2 separate regions of the Homo sapiens genome follow, and region 2 is linked to region 1. The links are chromatin loops, found by intact Hi-C in ENCODE. Cell type or tissue: B cell. All regions are shown on one strand. Links, peaks and the distances in the headings refer to the core of each region. The heading gives the core; the rest is flanking DNA.

Region 1 (11,192 bases), core at 1,165-9,164:
TTACGTTTGTTGTTCCTTAGGTATCTAACAATATTGGAATAATGAACACTTTCTATATTGGGGCATGGCTTGTTGAACACTGGGCTTCACTCTGTGCTGATCAATTGAGGACGATACCATTTCATCATATAGTCCTCAAAACTCAGTACCTACAAGTCTTTTCAGATACGTAAATCTGGTTGTATTTGGGTGTTGAGCCGAAAAAGGCAGCTGGTGGTCTCTAGTTAAACCTATAGACTTATTAGTTTCCCTTTGGTTCAGGTTGCATACTTACACTTGCTTTCTGCCATACCTTTTGTCCCATGACCCATAATGTCTCTGGCTCAGTCGTTTTAAAGACTAAAAACTGCTCTTGTCCAGGCACGGTGGCTCACACCTGTAATGCCAGAACTTTGGGAGGCCAAAGTGGGCAAATCACTTGACTTGAGGTCAGGAGTTCAAGACCAGCCTGGCCAACATGAGGAAACCCCGTCTCTACTAAAAACCACAAAAATTAGCTAGACATGGTGGCGCACACCTGTAATCCCAGCTACCTGGGTGGCTGAGGCTGGAGAATTGCTTGAACTCGAGAGGGGGAAGTTGCAGTGAGCTGAGACTGTACCACTGCATCCCAGCCTGGGCAGCAGAGTGAGACTGTCTCAAAAATAAATAAATAAATCAATAAATACTGTTCTCTTACCTAGGCCAAAGAGAAGTATTTATCTGGTTATGAGTCTGAGAACCTTAAAATTTTAGCTAACAATCTGGTTTCCAGCCCTACCCTTTATCTTTGACTTCTGCATAAATTTTTTAAAACTTTTGGAGGTTCAATTGATTTTTATCTCATTGGCAAATTTGACTTTCCTACTTAAAATTATTTATTATGCCTCAATACATCTGTAAATTGTGTTGGCATCTTTTGTCACTGTTGTATTCCTCTTATTTTTGTCTGAGTATGTTTACTTTTTAAAAAGCTTACAACTTCATAGGTTTCTAGAAGGTATTCCTAGATAATATTATAATTTTCTTTACTGCTCTTAAACACTGTTCTCTTTCCCTAAGAAATATTTCATTCTCTCTCATTGCTCCCAGTGGCACTCATACTTAGAAAACTTCCAGTCCATCCTGATGTGTATCTAAATGCCAACCAGACATCTTTGCTTGTATGTATCACAGGGACTTCAACTCAACACATCTGAAACCATCCCCATCCACTTCTCTCAAAATTCTCTTCTTTTTGTATGCCATTGACCTTATTAATAGCATCATAGTTCTCTGTTGTTCACACCATAAATCTGGAAGTCATTCTGGCTCCTTTCTCTCATTATAAAACCACATTAAGTTGCTCATCAAGCCCTGTTCACAATATCTCCTAACCATCTTTAAAAATCTGTCATTTCTTTCCCATTTCTGTGGGCATTTTTCTGGCTCAACTTCTCTTTATATCTTGCTCAGATGGCTACAATAGCTTCTTAAAATCCTCCCCTTACTAGGAGGGTTGCCCTTTTCTATTGCATTCTCCTCAATGTCACTACCTGGATCCCTTGAAATTTAAGTCTTACCATGGCAGTTAGCTTAACACCTCTGAATGTCTATCTCATATGTATTGGTAATTACTGTATGTTAAATCCTGTGCTATGCTGAGGGTAGGATATAAACAAATGAGATATTTGGTTCTCTGGTCTCATGAGGCACATAGTATGATGAGAGAAAGACCTATTAAACAACCACAGAAATTAATGTTTAGCAATAAGCTGCAATAAGGAGCACAAAGAAAAAGCAATGAGTGTGTTGAGAGATTATAATTAGGCCCTTACATAGATAGCAAGGGGAGTCAAGACAAAAAACCCTGCAGACATGGTAACATTTAAACTGTGTCCTGAAGCAGGAAGAGAGGTTAATAATGCAAAACATGAGGAGAAGGTTGGAGGGGCAGTATGAAGATAGGAGAGGCAGGTGGAGCTTTTCAGACAGGAGTAGCCTCCACATGAAGATCCTAAAAGTGGTAAAGAACTTGGTGTGTTTAAGGAGCAGAGAAAAAAACCTGTGCAACTGTTGTATAGCAAGTGACGGGAAAAAATGGAATGCAATGAGACTGGAGAGGGAGATGTAGTCTAGATGATACAGGGTAATAGGCCATATAAAAGATGTTGGATTTCATCTCCAGTGCCATGGGAAGCTGTCTTAGAATTTTAAGTAGGAATGTGACAGAATCCAATTGTAGCTTATGGGAATCATTCTGGCTGCATTTTAAAATAGTAGATCTGGATAGGAAGTGGGGGAATTTTATGGCTCAGTATTCCAGCCAAGACAAGATGTTAGCTTAGACTGTAAGGTGACTGTGGTATCACAGGGAAGTGGATATATTTAAGACACATTTAGGTATTAAAATAGACATCAACTGGTAAATAAAGTGGCGTTGGGGCTTTTAAAATATCCTGGCTTTTGCATCATGAAGCAAAGTGGGTAAAGAAGCATGCTGAAAAGATGAGCAAGAAGAGTTAGGTTTGAGATTGCAGTTATATATATAAGTCTGAATTTACAATAAAGAATGAGAAGAAAGAGTGTCCAGGGTGGAGCTATCGGGAATTCTAACAAATAGAGGTTAAGTAGGGAAGGATGAACCAAAAGAGCTTCTTGACAAGGAGAGACTAAAGAAGTAAGAGGAAAACTAGCAAAAGGTGGAATCATATATGCCAAAAATAAAGAGTTTCTTTCAAAGAGAGAATCATGGTAAGTTATGTTGAATACTTCTGAGATGTCCAAACTGTCTAAGAAGTATCTGCTATGCTTAGTCATAGATTGGTCATTGTGAGCTTAGCAAGAGAAGTTGTAGTAGCAAAATAAGAGAAGTCAGAATGGAAGTAGTAAGAGAGTTAATAGGAGACAGGAAGTAGGCATCTTTTCCAGGCATTTGGCTGGGAAAGATAGGCAAGAGAAAGGATGGTAACTGAAGAGAGTTATCAGGTCATGGAACTTTTGTTTGTTTTTAAAGGTTACTAGGGTTGCTAGGCCTTTGAATGCCGATAAGAAAGATCTAATAGAAAAATGAGAGATAATTTGAAGAACCATGCATAAGAAGTTATTACCAAAGAAAAGAGGTCTCTGAAGGAGGGAGAAGGAATGGCATGCACACACAGGCAGAGGGATGAGTCTTAGGAAAGGGACACTGATTCTATAGCTACATGAGGGGAAATAGAAAAGGATGGATCCAGGTAAGATAGGTTGTAAATCCAGTTGAAGGGAAATGAAAGAGTCTCTATTTGATGGTGGCAACCTGTAGAGAGTGGAGATAGAAACTATGTGGAAAGAAGCGGCCACGTTGCATCATGAGTTTTTAATTATGTCAATTATCTAGTTATATAATTTCCCCTCGAATCCAAACTTCTTAGCATAATGATTCTCAAATGGTGATTTTCTTTAGAAGCATGGGAAAGCTTTTCTCTGAACTGAATCTCAGAACTAATGATTTAAAACCTCTGAGTATGACATATACCATATGTCTTTTTACAACTTCCATAGTTTTTCTTTGCCTTTAATGAATAGAACACACTGTCATAACATACAAGGCTCTTCACGGTTAGACTTTCTACCTGTCCATCTTCACCTCTCACTATGCCTTGCTTTGAAACCTGTATACCAACAATAACAAACCACGTGTTATTAGCCACTCTCCTCCCCACCCAATGCACCAAATTAATCATCATTTTCCCACTACTGACTTTGAATGGAGAACCAAACAAGTAGCACATCTAAATTACTTATAGAGAATACTTAATTCCACATCACCATTTGCAGAACACAGAGAAATTCTCATGTTCTTTTTTATATCTCTCCCTAGCAAAGTGTCTGGCCTGCATTGTTTATATGCCTTTGGTAAAAGGAGTTCAGATCATAATAATTGGGGTTGAAGAACACTGAATAGATTGACAGCTCTGGGTGGAAGCACAAAACAGAATTAACGAGTTGTTGAATCCAGTCTAGAGTCAGTGTACTAGTCTAACTAAGGCAGGGAGAAGAAAATCAAGCCAAATTCAACCCAAGAGGGCCTGACCTCTATGAAGTTACACAGCACCAAGAGGTGTGATGTTTCATAGATACAAAGAGGGCAGATGTTTTCAGAATGGAGAGAGAATAATCAGATGGGCAACTGCTGCAGTCATGTCAGATAAGAACTGAGATTTATCCATTGTCTTTGGAAATACAAAAGTCCTTAGTGACCTTTGCAAGAACAGTTGCAGTGGAACTAGAGAACAAAAGGCAGATCACAGCACGGTGAGGAGTAAATTGCTTATTATGAAGTACAGATAGCACGTAGCAGGAAATTTTTTAAGAAGCTCGACAGTAAAAAAGTAGAGGTAGAGGGGAATATGGTGTCCTTGAAAGGCATTTCTTTATTGAACTATGCATATATACTCAAACATGTACATAAATTTTAAGAAAAGATCCAGAAGAGAGAAAGAAAAGAAAAGAAGAGTGTGTGTGAGAGACAGAATCCTAAGGAGAGAGAGAGGAAGCAAAAGAAAAAAAGAAGAAGAGGACTGGGGGAGAAAAGACAGAGTACCTGACGAAATAAAGTCTCAAAAGAGAAATTGGAATTCACAGGTGAAAGAACTTGGAGTAGAAAGAGAAAATCCCCTTTCACAAAGACAGGAGGAGATTCTGGGAGAATGTGGTGATTAAAATGTACTCAAAGCACTAGGAGATAAAGGTGGAAGGAACTTTTGTTCTATGGTCTCATTTTAATCAAATAGAATATAACATCCATAACTAAGGGTGAGGGAGGAGGAGTCAAGAGAAATGTAGCCTGGCAACAACTGAGATTGGAGACCATGAATCTGAAATGTCCCTGGTTATGTGATTTTATGCTAACAGCTCTCAGCATCAAGAATTCTGCCTGTATATTGTGGATATTTATGTGCAGTATTGTTCTTTTAATTTCAGTGATATACAGCAATATCTCTTATTGGATGGGGTCCTTTTTAAAGCCATAATAAATGCCAATTTTGATTCCTCCAAGGACACTACTAGAAGGATTTAACATGAGCTCCACATATGAAATGATCATGAAATATGTCATCTAAGAAATCTTGCAAATTGCACTGCATAAACAGATGGCACAGCTTTGCAATATAAGCAGCAATGCCCTCACCAGCTGTTGATTTTCTTTGCAAAATTTAAATCACTGCACAATGGCTGCTGGTGCTGATGAGAAGTGTATCTAAAATAATCCCACAAGTTCCACAAATGATTAAATGTCCTAGGTTTAGAAGAGATTGGGGTAAAAAGATACTTTATTATTGTACATGTTTGAGCTGCAGAGATTTTCAGAAAATATCAAACTTATGTTTGGATATACTTCAAAGTAGGGAGGAAAAAGCTCATTCCTTTATATGTAGGAAGCCATCTGACTGTATAAATGCCTCCATTCTGCCCTAACCCTCTGCCTTCACTCTGGCATCTGTGATATTTTACTATCCCTGAACGCCTTTGCTCTGTTTTCTTCTTTGATTTTTCTGTCTTCTATTATCCTTGACATTTAGGGAATTTTCAAGCATCCTGGGTCTTCTCTTTGTATGTGCTGTTAATTGCCTAATCCCTCTCTTGCCTCCCCTTAAACTATAGCCTGCATGCTGTCATCCAAGGAGAGAGTCCATAAAAAGCTGAGAATGTAGATCTGAAGTTTAGGAGAAAGGAGGAGGCTGTAAACACACAGAGTTAAGGAGGTTAATGTATATGTAGAAGAAGTCATACCCTTCTTTCTCTTCTCCATTTGACAAATCCCTACACATCTGTGCAGACTCAGCTATAATACTAACAAGATAATAATAATAAATAATTCATGAATTTTTCTATGTGTCAAACACTAAGCATTTTAAATGTATCAGCACACTTTATCTAACCCCAAATTCAGTGCTATCATCGTGGTTACCTGTATGACTATATTTACCTTCCCTAGTAGACATTAAACTTTTTTAAGGAGAGAGAAATTATATCACTTATATTTTTGTCCCCTATGGGACTTCTTGTATTTTCTGTATTGAATATGTAAAAAGCATGTTTGTTGAATGACAAGATAAGAAAAAAGAAAAGGAATGCACAAAATTGTTTTAAAAGTTAAAATGATTAACTATATACTTAAAATCATGCTTTTTCATATAAATTGTGAGTTCTTTGAGAATAAGATGTGTTTGTCTGTTTCCCTCAAAATACCAGGTACATTGTAGATACTCAATACACATTTGTTGGTTGATTGGTTAAAACCTGCCAGAGTGCTATTTTACCCTAGAAAGTGGAAAGCTAAGGGATATATAATCTAACTCAAAGTCAGAATTCACTGAGTACCTGCTGCATCCCTTCCCACAGACCATTTGTCAGGCATGTTGTTTGATTCTTTGGATGTGATTTTACTGAAAGTGGTTTGGATAGTGACCACTGGGCACCACCCCATTGCTGAATCTCCACTAGTCACTGTGACTAGCAACTTACATTCCATTCTGTTTCTCTTCATTCCTGTTCAAATCATCTACCACTGTGGCACTATTGTGGATATCTTTTGCATCTATTGAAGAAAGCTTACAGTTTACATTAAAGATGACTTAAAGCAAGTTGCACATTAATAGTGGACACTTTAAATAAAAGTGTATACTATAACTATTTTGTGAGAATTAATTTACAAAACAGTTAATTTCTATCTATGGATGACAATGTGTACTTACACTAGAAATAATCACAAAAGCCTACACTGGTGAAAATGAAGAAACAAGATATTCAACTAAATAACACAGGTCGACTTATTTTTGTGCAGCTATTAGAAATCATAAAATGAAAGGTGTAATAAATCAAAAGATTATTTATTGTTCAAACTGACTTTAAGTTCATCTGTGAGGAGATGGTATTTGCAACTGGAATATGAACTATGTTTTCTTCTGAAAAGCAACCATACAATTCGGTGCTGATTGGTACATAGCGAATGACATTTGAGTTCCAAAAACAAATCTATCTCTAATTTTTTGCCAAAAATAAGAACAAATTCTAATTATGAAAAGAAAGTCTCTTTGTTTTGAGAGGCTAGTAACTGAGTTTTCACTACATAATTTCTACCTTTTCTCCCAGTGGGGCTATATCATCATGCAAGATATGAATGCATCATCATCATTTTACCTGGAGAAGTGCCATGGGTTTTCTAGAAAATTTGCATCTCTAGAATTTAGACTGGAGACACCTTGTATGTCATAATTCTGTGATCCTGGCTTTTAAATTTGTATTCTTATGATTTTGGCTTTCTGGGATAACTTTCTGTTCTCCCTTTTCTAATACCTAGCAAAGATTGGATATTTTGTTAGTATTTGGATACCCAAAGGAAGACCTGGTTGTCTTCCTTGTCAGACCATCCCTCACAATCCCTTCAGACAGACTGAAGAAAAATTGGTATTTTCAAATGGAGTCTATGAGATGAATTGCAGATGGTGCCTGTTACCCCTACGTATGACAATCTCAGTAGAACAGTGATTTATAGCTTCCCAAGGAGTTTGTATACAACTTGCATTTTTTAAAAAATAAAATGAAATGAATCCCTATATAACAGAAAAAAAAAAGAAAATTATCTTTCTTACAGTCTTTAACTTTGATCTGTGTATTTTAGTCCCCAAAGAAACATCGAGGCATTTTAAAGCATAAAATAATCTATACCTACCCAAAGAACAGATCCTAGGTCTAATACAATTCAAGTCCAAATGAAGAGTTTCATTTTCCCAGGAGGTTAAACCTCCAACAAGTTGAAATTAATATATGTATATAAATTAAAGAATCTGCAACATTCAGAAAACATCCCTTGCCTTTGAGATTCACCAACTTTTGCTCTGAAATTTCTGGAGTTATTAGGTGGTAAAACTGTAGGTCCACAGCTAAGGCAAAAACAGATTAGCCATATAGGTCAAACAATATGAATAGAATATCTATAAATGTATTATTTATGAAAAAGCTAGCATTCTGAAACTAAATTAATTTAGAGAGTGTTTGTCTAGAAACACTTTCCTATCCAGAATCAATTACCATTAGACTGCTTAGTACAATTGTCTAACAAACCTACCGGAAAGCCATTAGACAACAAGTATATGAAGATAGTTAACTTAATTAGTAATCAGGTCACTATAAATCATGACAACAAGAAAATGCCATTTTACATCCATTCAATCAAAATAATTAAAAGTTTGATAACAATTGCTGGAGCAATGCTAATCAATAAATCTTTTACATCGTTGTGGGGATAAAATGGTACAATTGCTTTGAAAAGCAATCTAGCATTATCTTGTAAAAGTGAATATTCATATGTCCTGCGACCTATTGGTTCCTCTCCTAGATATAAATTCATGTGACATGTTTGTTTATGTGCACTGAGAGACATATATAAGGATGTTTAGAGCAGCACTGTTTATAATTGCAAAAAGAAACAAAAGTTTAAAAATCTGTATTAAATGCAAATAACCACAAAGAGGGCCAGGCACGGTTGCTCATGCCTGTAATCCCACCCCTTTGAGAGGGTGAGGTGGGCAGATCACTTGAGGCCAGGAGTTTGAGACCAGTCTAGCCAACATGACAAAACCCAATGCTATGAAATTTGTTGTATTTTTCTACTTAAAAATATAAAAAAATTAGCCAGGCATAGTGGCACACACCTGTAATCCCAGCTACTTGGGAGGCTGAAGCATGAAAGTCATTTGAACCTGAAAGGCAGAGGTTGCCATAAGCCGAGATCTTGCCACTGCACTCCAGCCTGTCCAGAGTGAGACTCTGTCTGGAAAAAAACAAAACAAACAACAACAACAAAACACACAAGAGGAGAATGGATAAAGTGGATTAAAAAGATCATAAATGTGCCATTACACAGTAGTGAAAACGAATAAATCACAACTTGTATAACATGGATGAATCACAGCTACTACTGAGTGACAAAAAAAAAAAAAAATCCCAGAATCTGTATATAACATAATAGCCTTTTTTTAGAAAAATGAAAATAAAAGCTCAGTATAAAAAATATTACTAAATATATGCTATGTGTAATACAACTATTATCAAAAAACAAGGTGTCGCTTGGACGGTGGCTCACACCTGTAATCCCAGCACTTTGGGAGGCTGAGGTGGACGGATCTTCTGAGGTGAGGAGTTCGAGACCAGTCTGGCAAACATGGTGAAACCCTGTCTCCATTAAAAATACAAAATTTAGCTGGGTGTGGTGGTGTGCACCTGTGGTCCCAGCTACTTGGGAGGCTGAGGCAGGAGAATTGCTTGAACCTAGGAGATGGAGGTTGCAGTGAGCCGAGATCGTGCCACTCCACTCCAGCTTGGGTGACAGAGCAGAGACTCTGTCTCAAAAAAAAAAAAAAAAAAAAAAAAAGCAAGGTGTCCTCATCAGCTTGTACTATTGTAACAAAAATACCATGGACCAAGTGGCTTACAAACAATAGACATTTATTTCTCACAGTTCTGGAGGCTGAAAGTCCAAGATCAGATTGCCAGCATGGTCCGGTTCTGGTGAAGGCCCTCTTCCAGATCACAGGCAGCCAACTTTGAATTGTATCCTTACACAGTGTAGAGCAGAGCGGGGAAGCAAGCTCTCTTGTGACTCTTAGAAGGGCACTAATCCCTTCTAAGAGGCTCCACCCTCATGACCTCATTTAATCCTAATTATTAGTACCTTCTAAAGGCTTCCCACTACATATCGTCACATCAGGGGATAGGGTTTCATCATATGAACCTTGGGGAGACACAAACATTCAGTCCATAACACACAAAAAATAAAAATACAAAAGGCAGAATGATGGATAGCTTGTATTGGAAACTTCCGCCCAAAAACAGGATGGGAAGGAACCCAGATACCTGCAACCAGTTGCCAGTATTCTAGCTCTTGGCCTGGGTATAGTGTTCACAGATGTTTATTATTTGTTGAAATAAATGAATGAATAACTAAATAAGAGAGCTGAAGGAATTAAAGGCACAATGAACCTGACTGTATATACTTGTGATACATAAAAATAAGACTTTGAATGGATGTCTGCGTTTGAAATATTTACAATCTGATTGATAAATACGCATAAACAATTACAGAATGTGTACCACAGAGCTAGGCACCCAACTCTTCAAAATCTAAATTTTATTAGGCTTTTGTTCTGGGTGAGAGGATGGGCAGAAATGTTTCCTCTGAAAAATGCCATTTCGGTAACATAATACGTGGGTCATTAGGTCAGGAGAGATTAATTCTGCCATGTGGTACTGTTAAGTCTATCTTTTAATGATAATTTTGTTGTTTTTAGCTTCTTGGCAGCTGCTCTACAATTCTTCCCCTATATGATTTTTTTTTTTCTTTTAGACTGTTAACAGAGTTACTGCATTTTGTGTGAAGGTGACATTATAATTACTACATATTAAACAAGCAGGATCCATAGGTATCTAGACTAAATGAAATGGAAAAACGGGTCTGTCATTTATTTTATGTAATTTATATGATCTTGATCTGGGCAATTTAAACTTCTAAACTCTAAGCTTAGAGTCATATTTCCATAAGCAATTGCGTCCTTTATGAATATAATTCAGGCCTTCTAGTCTTTCATGTTGACTGATGGGAAAGTGCAGAGCAATCAAAATTCATGGCTGGGACAGATCTGAATTGAGGCATCACAAGAATTAGGGTTTGGGGTGTGTGTGTGTGTGTGTGTGTGTGTGTGTGTGTGTGCCTAGATCATTGTTTTGGGGAGAGACTTTCTACAAATATAGGTCAGAATAGAAATATCCTTGCGTATTTTGCCCAAGTGGCTGAAAGAACAGCACGCCAGCACTCCCTTCACCCTTTTCAGGACCTTATTCCAAATTGCAGGGTTTAAAAAAAGTCTTTGTATTTGTTTTTTATTAGTCTCTTATATAAAAATATTAAAACTACAAGGCAGGGGTTATTGCTTACCAATGCACTGCAGTGCCAGCTCCAGGGCCAGGCAGTAAATATTTGTTGAATGAAAGACTAGGCCCCCATTAGGCAATGAGGCTGCTTTGGCAATCAGTCTCCTTAAATGACATTATTTACTGCTGAAAATGTGTTTTCCACATTGGCTTAGATCTTTAATTTACACAGGCCCATTGCCACACTTCAGTGACACAGATCACTTTCTGAACACTCCCATAGCTTTTCTGACCTCCTTCTCACATTGAGACATGTTGAA
Region 2 (11,192 bases), core at 2,148-10,147, 120 kb before region 1:
CTTTATCCCCCTGGGTCACCTTAGGATGATCTGTTGTTTTGATGGCCAACAAGAAACATTTAAGTTTATCTAAACTTGGAAAATACATGTACAGGATTTCCAGTTAGATTGGATTTGAATGTAGGCTTGTGTAAGTTGCTTAACATTCTTGAACTTTATCTTCAAATGAGGCAAATATTTAGAGATTTTGCTGGATTCATTGGTAAACACAGGTAAAACACCAAGTAAGGGAATGTATTTATCAATTATTCATTGGTAAATACAGGTGGAACACCAAGTAAGATGCTCAACATTTAGTACATGATAGGGATTAATCTTATCATCAAGAAAGCAATGTGGTGGAAATAACCTGGATTAAAAGACTGGACATTTTTTTTTTCTGCTCCTGATTCTGAAGGAATCTTAAGTGACCTGTGCTACCTCTCTGGCCTTCAATTTCCTCCTTTCTAAAATGAGGAAGTTGGAATATCAGCTAGTTAAACATTTTTATAAGTAACCAAACCCTTTGTGCAAATGTAATCTTAGACAAAAGGTCAGTGTTTGAAAGTTGTAAAGGCAGTGCTGGTGGAATCAAGGTAAAGAAGTGGAGCAGGAGCTAAACTTTCCCTCTCCCTATTGCCTGGAGCTGCCTGAGGCACCACACAGGACATCTTGGATTCAGTAGAGGATAGGAATAAATGATTGCCAAGAAGCTTTGGAACAAGTCTCTCTGCTCTTTGATGTTTGCATAGTGTGTTAGCTGGATGATTTTTCATTAAGTCAATTCTTTATTGCATTTCTCTTAGAATGGTCCCAAACAGTAGTCTTACAACAAAAGCAATAGACTTTTAATGATTAAATAAATTTAGTGACCCAATTCATTGCTCTGAACTCATGATATTAAAGATTGAACCAATTTGTCATAACAGATTTGCATATATATACATATATATACATATATATATATATATATATATATATATATATGCTTCTAGTCAGGTCCCATACAACTGTGTTGGGCCTCTCTATTACCTGAGACACAACAATATGGAAATTAGGCCAATTAATAAACCTACAATGTTCTCTAAGTGTTTAAGTGAAAGGAAGGTCCCATACAAACTATCGTAACTGGTAACTTGAGGACAATATGTACATATGTCTTGTCATTTAATTTCCATCAGATAGGTGTCATCAGCTTCATATTAGTCAAAATAGAATTCCCAAAGGTTAATTAATAATTTTGTTGAATATTCTCACTTCTAAATTAGATATAATTAACTGTATACAAGGTTCTGTTCTCATTTTATCTTCAAATAACCCTTTGCAGGAGGTATCATTATTGTCGTTTTATAGATGTGGAAAATGTAACTCATGTTTAAGGAACTTACCTGAAATCACAAAGGGCTATTAAGTGGTAAGGCTAATATTTGATCCCAGGTTCCTTTTTTTTAAAGACAGATTCTCCCTTTTTTTTTTTTTTCTTTTCTTTAAGACAGAGTCTCACTTGGCCACCCAGGCTGGAGAGCAGCGGCACAATCTCAGCTCACTGCAACCTCTGCCTCCAAGGCTCAAGCACTTCTCCCACCCCGGCCTCTCCAGCAACTGGGATTATAGGTGCCTGCTACCACACCTGGGTAATATTTGTATGTTTAGTAGAGACAGGGTTTCACCATGTTGGCCAGGCTGGTCTTGAACTCCCGACATCAAGTGATCCGCCCGCCTCAACCTCCCGAAGTGCCGGAATTACAGACATTACAGGAATTACACTGCACTTAGCCAGAGCCCAGGTTTCTTGATGACATATTCAGTCCTTTTTTTTGCTAAGCTATGAGAGCCAGTGGAAATTTAGACAGAACAATGCACAAGCTTTTCTTTATTGAGGATGTGTTCTTATTGCCTTGCTTGAGAATTTCAAGTAGTTCAGAGAAGCTCTCTGAATCATCTGATGACACACAGTTAATAAGTATTCAGGCTGGCCTGGAGTTTTCAAAAGCAAAATGGGTAAATATTCTTCATGTTTTAAATTATAGTAAAAACATTTGCATTCTGATATTAATATTTATTGATTTTTTTGAGGTTCAGTGAATAGTTCTCATGATAATTCCTAAATCTTCAGAGAAAACCTGCATTCATAAATAACAAATTGTGTCATTATCTACATCTGTTCTCATTTTCTATAGGCTTAAAAATTCTGTATTATGGGAGCCAAAAGAAATGGCTGCCAACCAGTGTCTCTATCGAATTTTAGCTCATTTTTCTCACTTAATTCTTTATTTGAGAATGAAATGCTTATCCAAAATAAATAAGGGACATACTAAATTGCAATGATTAGCATGCAATGAGTGTCAGATTCCATTTTCTTATGGAAATCGAGTAAAATCCAACATTTTAGCAATACTATTGTGATGTCAGCTGCCCAATTAGGCTGTTATAACTGCAGGAGCTACCACTTTATTTTATTTATTTATTTATTTATTTATTTATTTATTTATTTATTTATTTACTTTGAGACACAGAGTCTTGCTCAGTTGCCCAGGCTGGAGTGCAGTGGTGCAATCTTGGCTCACTACAGCCTCCACCTCCAGGGCTCAAGTGATTCTCCTGCCTCAGCCTCCTGAGTAGCTGGGGTTACAGACGTGCGCCATCACGTCCGGCTAATTTTTGTATTTTTAGTAGAGATGGGGTTTCGCCATGTTGGCCAGGCTGGTCTTGAACTCCTGACTTCAGGTAATCTGCCCACCTCGGCCTCCCAAAGTGCTGGGATTACAGGCGTGAGCCCCCGTGCCTGGCCAGTAGTTACTACTTTAATATCACATTATGACATCATTAGCTTGAACCATGCCACAGCAGTATGAAAATTAGCAAGTTTCATGTTTTAAAAGAGACAATATGAACTTTTCCTGCTGCTTAAATTTGTGTGTCGGAGTACGGGTGGTGACAGAGGACATATGGAGCAAAGTTACGTTTTAAATTAATAACAAGTTGCTTTTGAAAAGTGTGTATATTCAGAAATAAAATCTAAGTTGTATTTTAAAAATAAAAAACAAGATGAGTCCTTTTATAATATTATTATTATTATTAATTATTATTGTATACCCTTTGTTAGCTGCCTGAAATTTTTTTCTGGAGCAAAATGAGCCAGAAATAAACAAGCAAGCAAACTGAAAAATGCACTACTACTTTATAACCTCAAAATTATATTTAGCTACTGAAGCCATATTAAAAGAATATTTTGAATGGATGAATAAAAATATGTCATCATCTATTAACTAGTGGCAAAATGTCCTTCTTAAAATTTGGCACACATTCTATTTTTATTATAACTTCAAGTTGTACAGTGCAATTTCTAAAGCACGTTAACATGTATTAGTATTATTTCAACTTCACATAACCTTAGAATATGGTCAGAGCAACTATCCATATATTTGTTTCACAGATGAGGAAATTGCATTTTGACTTTCCCTAGGTCGCACAGATTCATTTTTATTGTTTGCTATCTATATGATCTTGAAAAAAATGACTGCTCTATACCTCAGTTGTGACATCTATAAAATGAGAATAACAAGTAGATATGTCTTGCAAGGTTGTTGCGGGAAATAAATGAGATAAACCATCATAAAATCTTAGTACAGTGCCTGAAACATGGTAAACAACTATAAATGTTAACTGTTGCTATTTTTATTGCTTTTTTAAAAAATTGAGGAAGATAATTACATTATAGAAAAGCACAGAGACTTCTATAATACCATATATTATTGAATACTTCTGTAATATCTGTATAATGTGAAAGGTCAACATGTTTCCTTTAGATTCATTTATTTGCTCATAATTGCTTTTAGTTCCCTTTGCTTATGGGATTCATTTTGTTTCTTGCCAGTGTGTATCCTCTGGTAGTTCTTTCATGAGGGCCTGTGAGTCATAAAGATGCCTATACTTTGGGCATCTTCTACTTTATCTTCTTGACTGTTTAAACATACTCTTTTTAAAATTGCATTTTCTTTGTAGTAATCTGAGTTTCCTTGGATGTAATTTGTTCCCTTTTCTTTTCTGTTTTTTTTTTCTTTTCTTTTCTTTTTTTGAGATGGAGTCTCGCTGTGTCACCCAGGCTGGAGTGCAGTGGCGAGATCTTGGCTCACTGCAAGCTGCGCCTCCCGGGTTCATGCCATTCTCCTGCCTCAGCCTCCTGAGTAGCTGGGACTACAGGCGCCCGCCACCACGCTCGGCTAATTTTTTGTATTTTTAGTAGAGATGGGGTTTCACCATGTTAGCCAGGATGGTCTCAATCTCCTGACCTCGTGATCCACATGCCTTTGCCTCCCAACTTGCTGGGATTACAGGCTTGAGCCACCGCGCACAGCCAATTTGTTCCCTTTCCTTTTCTTCTGATTTTCTCTCATTTGGTTTCCTTTTGGCATCATAGATACTTTTCGTGAGCACATTTTGGAATGGATAATGTTACTATGTGTGTTCTGAGTGGTGTAGACTTTCTGTCTACATCCAAGGAACTTCAGATTAGTATAAAAAGAATGTAATCTTAAAATGAGTGTGTTTAAATATTCAGGGAAATTAAGAAAAAATAGAAAATAATGTACAAACAATAAATTATGTTAAAAAGAAAGGCTAAGCAGATATTAAAGGGCCAAATAGAAATCTTGAGTACCTCTGTGGAGCCCTGGGAAAGGCAAGAGCCTCATTTCAGTGTTTGCTCAAGTTCTGGGCTTGGAATTTTCATACTCTTTGTGTCCATATAGGAATTCAGGTCCCATAATGGGTACAGGTTCAAGGCTGCAGGGTTTAGCAACTGATTCTGTTTTTTATTCATGGCTTCAAATGGGCTTCAGTCTTGTTTACTATGGGAGAAAAAAAGAGGAAGAGATTAGAATACTGCGACCTTGTATTCAGCAACATGTACCCATAACTCAGAACAGGATGTTATCATCTGTCCCCAGGAAGGCCGCATGCAGTTGAAAACCTCAATGTTTCTGCCAGCAGTGCTTGCTTCAAAATATTCCTGGCTGTGTAAGGCTTTATCTCTGTGGGCACAGTACATCCACGGCATTTCCCTCCAAGCTGCCTTTCCTGGTGCTAGAATGGACACTTGCCTTGTGGGAATATTTTTTCCTTGCTTTTAATTTTCTTTCCCTGATGGCCAAGGTAATACATGCTTATGTTAAAAGGAAAAAAAAAAAGGGAAAATATAGAAAAACATAAAGAAGTGGGGAGAAAAGTCACTTATACTCTTATTGCAGTAATATTCTGATATATATTCTACAGGCCTTTTGGCCTCTATTTTTGTCCTTTTCATAATTGAGATAATACTAAAAATACTTTTAAAAAATCTACTTTTGTTGCTTACAACTATAGTAAAATCTTTTAATGAGGTATGATGTTAAGGGTTCTAAAAGGCCTTCTTCACTAAAACCTTTACGCCATTGGCTTGTTAAGAATTTCTGAAATTCCGGTATTAGACGTTCATTTCTTTAGATCTAATGGACAGCTGTCAATTGCTTTACTGGTGAAGTAAACCAGAGTGATCAGCCATTAATACTTTATCAGTCATTGATGGCTTCTGTAGCTTCATAGATCACATGCTTGCTTTCCTTAAATTTCAAGAGTGTGACAGGCCAACCTAGGAGAGTAGAAGGTGACAGGGGTGTATGGCAGAAAAGGGCAGGTCCACGGATGGGGTAGATAGATGTAGACGATGGTCCTATGGAGTATATTAAAACATTTACATGTAACCACTTGCTCTGGGTAGCAGTCCAAAGGCCAGGTCCATGATTTGAGGGTGAAATGGGGTTAAAACCTGGCTCTCTCATTTCCTAGTGGTGTGTCTGAAGTTCACTGCTTGAAGTCTTCGATTCTTAGTGTTTTCATGCGTAATAGGGAGTTACTGAAGCCTACTTCAAGGTCATTGTGAAAAGTAAATGAGGAAATGCAAGTGTTTGATTCACAGTAATTGTACACTAGATGTTTCCTTTTCATCCCTACTTCCTCCCAGCCCCTCAACAGCCCTGTTTTATTACGTAAGTACTTAGAAAAATGGGCTTTCCATAGCTCCGTCAATCAGAATGGCCTTAGCCACAGCAGGACCAAGAATACGGTTACACTAAACTGTGCTGATTCATATCAGGTTTCAGTATGGTTGTTCAGCTATAGTCAGCCTCTTGGTATGGTGTACTGAGTTGGTGCTAGTATAGTGCCTAGCACATCATAGGTGCAAAATAAATGTTTGTTGAATGAAGGTTTACAGATTCAACCTTCATTAACACATAGAAACTTTTATGGGCCATAAACCCCTTAGAACATAGTCTTTGGTTGTTTTTTATAATTATTTACATGTCATGTATTCTTAAAAAGTTTTATTTGTTTATATGAAAACTTCTTGATAATACAGTTATACCCTTGGTTAAATTATTATTAAGTTAGGAATAATTGAATCTGAAATCTGAAACCATAGAAATGTAAGTTCAAAGACCCCCTGAAGCTCTTTTCCTTACTCCCATTTCTTCAAAAATAATGTTTCAGTTTTCAGAATCATAATGTCTACCATTTTAAACTATGTGGTTATACAATTCAACAATGAAGCTTAGTGTTTTATATAAAAAGACTAAAAATCAGGTCTAATATTAAATCAGAAAATAGTCTGTAAAATAGCCCGCACATCTTGACCATTATTTAATAATGGTTTGCTGAGACTTATAAAGGAGCAGAAAAAGAAGTTGGTTTTGCAAAAGGAAATACACACAGAAACTTACTCGCATTCAGACAACCTTAATAATGTTTCATCAGAATCATTGCTCCTGGTACACAGTATAGGTGAAAAGTACTTGGGAAAAAAAGCCAGCATAACTGTAGGAAATTTAGTTAATCTATTAATGCAGCTCTCCCAAGGTTCTCTTCAAGTTTGTAGCATTTGCATCCTGGATACTTGAGTTTTGGATACTTATGTTCAGCACCAAGACATCCTTCCACTTTGAGACTTAGGTATTTAGAGACTTTATGGGTGAGATGACATGATAAAAGTAAAAAGAAAATCAGCAAAAAAGTTTTGAGTACCCACTCTTTGCAGTATAAAAACATAACAGCCCTTGTTCTTCAAGAGTGTAACAACATTTTCATCAGCTGCCATTATTACAAATTGAATTAGTGATGTGCCATTAACTATTTTCATCAAGTCATGACAAATATAGGTTGTTAGCACTGCTTCAGAAAGCTAGCGGGGAGAGGAAAAGCATGGAGCTCTATTCCTTTGCTTCCTCCCCTGAAAATGAAGATAATAAGGCCTCCCTGCAAAATTATGGTCAGGATTAAATGGGATAACACCTGGGAAAATGCTCTGCAAACGCTAAATCTATGAGTTCCAAGATGTGGTTCCTAGGCCAGCAGCATGGGCACCGCCTGGGAACCTGCTGGGAAAGCAAATTCTTGGGCCCCACTCCCAAACCTGATAAATCAGAAACTCTAGGTATGGGGCTCAGCAATCTGTGTTTTAGCTACCACTTCAGGTGATTCCTGTGCTTGCCAAAGATTAAGAACCACTATCCTAAAGTGTTATACAAATGTCAGGCATTGCTATTCTATGATATTCAAGGACCTAAGATACCCATTGGCCCTAAAATATCTCTTCCTCACTGGCCTATCCTCTGCCTTCAATTTGCATAAGTAATGAACAAGAGTGGATCAAAAAATGATATCCCCCTTTTCCTCCTCCAAAAAAACCCTCCAGTATTAATTGCCTGTGAATTACCTGGTTAATCAACATTACGTCAGCTGGGATGAAACTTTTCCCACTACCACCCATTGTCTCTGAAATGAGACTTGAGGACTCTTAGGTGGCCACTCCTTCAAGAAGACCATGGAGGTCTAGGGAACAGCCACCAAAAAGAAAGGTTGCTGCCACGCTTGAAATTTACCTGCTGTTAAAAGCCTCCCTCAAAGCTAAAACATCAGGATGGTTTAGAGTTGACTGGTTTGCGAGTGTGGTAAGATTAAAAGGGACTAGGTCTTCCACTGTTATTGAGACAAAAGGTGAAGCAATACAACAGATTTTCACCTTGCTTTCCTTGGGTTGTCATCTAAAATGTTTGCAGGAGACTCAGGGCAACATTTTGGAAACACTCACTCTGTGTCACACACAGTGCTAAATACTTCAAGTGTGTTATCCCATTTACTTTTATTTACGCACTCAAGAGGTGTGTGCTAACATGGGTCTTGTTCACAGACGAAAAAAAATGGCACAGAAAAATTAACTAATAGACCAAGTCGCACAACTGGTGCTTAGCAGAGCCACAATTTGAAGACAGGTTCTAACTGCAAAGTCCACACAAGTAATTGCTCTATGTTATTGACTTTCAGCATTTATGAATATCATCTGTCTAATCTGGAGAAACACGTCTTATAGTTGGCCACTCTCATGGTTCTTGTTGCCTTCTGTTGTTTGGAGGAATCTAAGGATTTATGGAAGTTATGTTGGTATATCAGAAGCTTGTTGGTATATATTTGGTGAGTATATATTTTGTTCTTTGTTCAGTTCCAACTCTCTATAAATAGCCTCCCCATAACCCCATCCATGATGTACCAGCAAAGTATTCCTGGCAGCTGTTTAATTCCATGGGGCCTTCCCTTTCTGGTCATAGTCTATTGGATCAAGAATAAGTTCCCGACAGAGATTAGGCTGATAAATATAGTTCTTGGAGGAAGATTTGAATCTGGGACTAAATTATAGCATTTGGGTCCCATGTAGACTAAAAGACAGAGGCCAGAGGGATTGAGAAAAAAGTAGATGCTCAAAGGAGAGATATTGTCTCAATTGTATTTCAGTTCTTGGTTTCAGTTCCCTTTTAAAGCCCAGTTTTTTAAGGATACCCTGATATCTCTATGATGAACTCCCCCTTTTTCACTTAAGTTAGGCTCAGAAACAATTGACCACCTAATTGGTTGGTGGAAGACACCTGCTGACAACTCAGCAACTCTCACATAAGATTTTGATACTCATGGACCATTATTTCCTGGCTGCCTGGTGGGGGTCCTTTAGTGTCCTACCAACTCCATCTCCTTATCCTTTCCTCTCTAGTAAACTTGGTTGCTTGGATGCTTGATGATATATTTGCTTATTCTTTCACCCCTCTTGGTTTATCTCTACACACATGTACACACCTCTACTCTCCCTGCTCCCCACATGTTATGTGGATCTTGCCAATGGCCACTTTATAATTTTGTCAAGTTCCAGATCCTGCAAGCTGCTAGTTATCCTCTTCAAACTTCATTACTATGAATTGTAATTCACTGCTTTGAAACAGTGAATTATCTTTTTAGTGACTTATGCAGTTAAACCAAGTTGTAAAATTCAGTGCCAAATCCCTATAGTGCAAACTTTAAACACTGTGATTTTAAATGCTCTCCTGTTTCAATGTGTTCAACATCCCATTAGATACTACCACTAATGTGTTCCATATCTTATCCCATAACCTCTAAAAAATGGGTAAACAATTTCAAAGAAAGACTTATGGAAACTTAAAGTTGGAAGATAACCAACATTTTCCAAATGCAGGAGTCCTTGCTGCAACCCTCCTGCGTTTAAGTTATTGAACCTCTTAAACACTTTCCGCAATGGAGAGTTGCACAGTCCTCTAAATGAGTATTTTATTCTCTTAAAATAAGACCTACCTCTTTGTCATATCCAAATTTTGCTACATAAAGCACCTTAGAGTGAATATTCTCCCAATACCTATGATAGATTGCTTTCTAAATTTTCCTTTCTTAAGGTAAACAATACCAACCTCCTTCAACTGTTTTTCATTGAGTGGTTTTAAAGGATTATGATCATTCGATGTCCTTTTTTCTGAACAATATCTTATTTCACAGAGTCTTTTTTTTAATGTGGCCTTTCAAAACTGAACATATCATTGTCATGTGGTCTGGATGTCTATCTCTATGGAAGTAGATTGGGACCACCATTATTTTCCTAATACCTCTATCAGCTTGTTGTCTCCTAGGATCTTTTTCACATGTTATATTGTCAAGTCAAGAATCCGGAATCTCCTATTAATATGGTTTTAAGCAAGAAAAAATATAGGATTCCCACTGTGACAATAAGATATCATTGAGAAAATTGGTCACCTTTAACTTCCCACACACCTTTAACCAATTACTTAGCCACAGTCATCCTCCATTTTCTCTCCATTTTTTTTTTTAAGTTGAGATGACCCTCTTTTTATCAAAACTCACTTTTCTACCCATGGAATCCATTCTTTTCTTTCTTCTTGGAAGCTTGTCTTATTCTTCTTTTGCTCTTCTCTCTTACTGACTCTGCCCTCTGTGCCTCTAAACTGTCTCAAATCTCTTCCATTACAAATGAAACAGGTTCTCTCTGGTAGCTACTACCTTATCTCTGTCCTTTCATTACCAAGTTCTCGAAGAAATGCATGCTTTCTTCTCTTTTCTGATTTAGTTTTTAAAATATACTTTAATTTGGCTTCCATCTGAACCACTTTACTGGCACTGCACCTACTGAGTCTAACAATTGGTTTGACTGTGAAATTCACAGGTCATTTTAAAATTCTCGTCTTAATGGACCTCTGAGTTACATTTAATACTGTAAATTACATCTTTCTTGAAACTCTATTTCCATGGCTTCCAAGACCCAGAACTCTCAGAGTTTGTCCCATGTCCCTCTAACCACTCTTTCTTTCATTTTTTCCTTTTTCTCCATAAACTTCTTTTCCTTTTCTTTTGGCTTTTAAACCCTGGAGAACCCAAAGTAACATGGGATTATTTGAGGTCCTGCTCCCTAATATGACTATGTATTTTCACGGCTTCTCTAATATCATCTGTCACCATTTTCTGCTCTGCCTTTTAGCACTCAGAGATTTCTGTGTACACTCTACTAGTTTTCACCTGTGTGTCTTTCTCATGTTGTGCCCTTTAGCCAGAATAAAACCCTTTCAGCTCAGATGTCTACTTCACTGGTACATCTTCTTCCCCCCGTCACTCTTCATTAGATGAGTTAAATGCTGCTTGCTTCTCTGTACTGTATAAATGGCCCATCACTGCACTTTTCTTTTTATAGCTCTCTCTCCTCAAGTGGACTGAGTATTATGAGAAACTGGGATAAAATATTTTTCATTTTTTTAATATCTGCATGTCTCAGCAAAGGACCTGAGTAAATGATCAGCCGATCAGCCACTGTATGGAATTTTGCTATTTACATT

Evidence for each region. Hi-C counts contacts between places; a loop is a spot of excess contacts. Peaks named below come from ENCODE experiments on the same cell type or tissue, not always from the same donor. Only the 100,000 strongest peaks of a DNase experiment are listed, where the experiment ranks them.
Region 2: it touches region 1 in a loop (1.9-fold over the local background); 3 of 110 quality-filtered maps call a loop at or near these places.

What each region holds. Positions count from the first base shown.
Region 1 is chr12:91,819,108-91,830,299 of GRCh38, reverse strand. No RefSeq gene overlaps it. Among named protein-coding and RNA genes, the nearest start is that of LINC02404, 51 kb to the left of the region's middle. In B cell, for the core only: no CTCF peak of the experiment used is centred there; no DNase peak of the experiment used is centred there.
Region 2 is chr12:91,942,448-91,953,639 of GRCh38, reverse strand. LOC105369901 (a long non-coding RNA gene) reads left to right here. Exons shown (of 6, transcript XR_007063580.1): 4 at 8,338-8,484. Among named protein-coding and RNA genes, the nearest start is that of LINC02404, 73 kb to the right of the region's middle. In B cell, for the core only: no CTCF peak of the experiment used is centred there; a DNase peak (open chromatin) is centred at 5,969.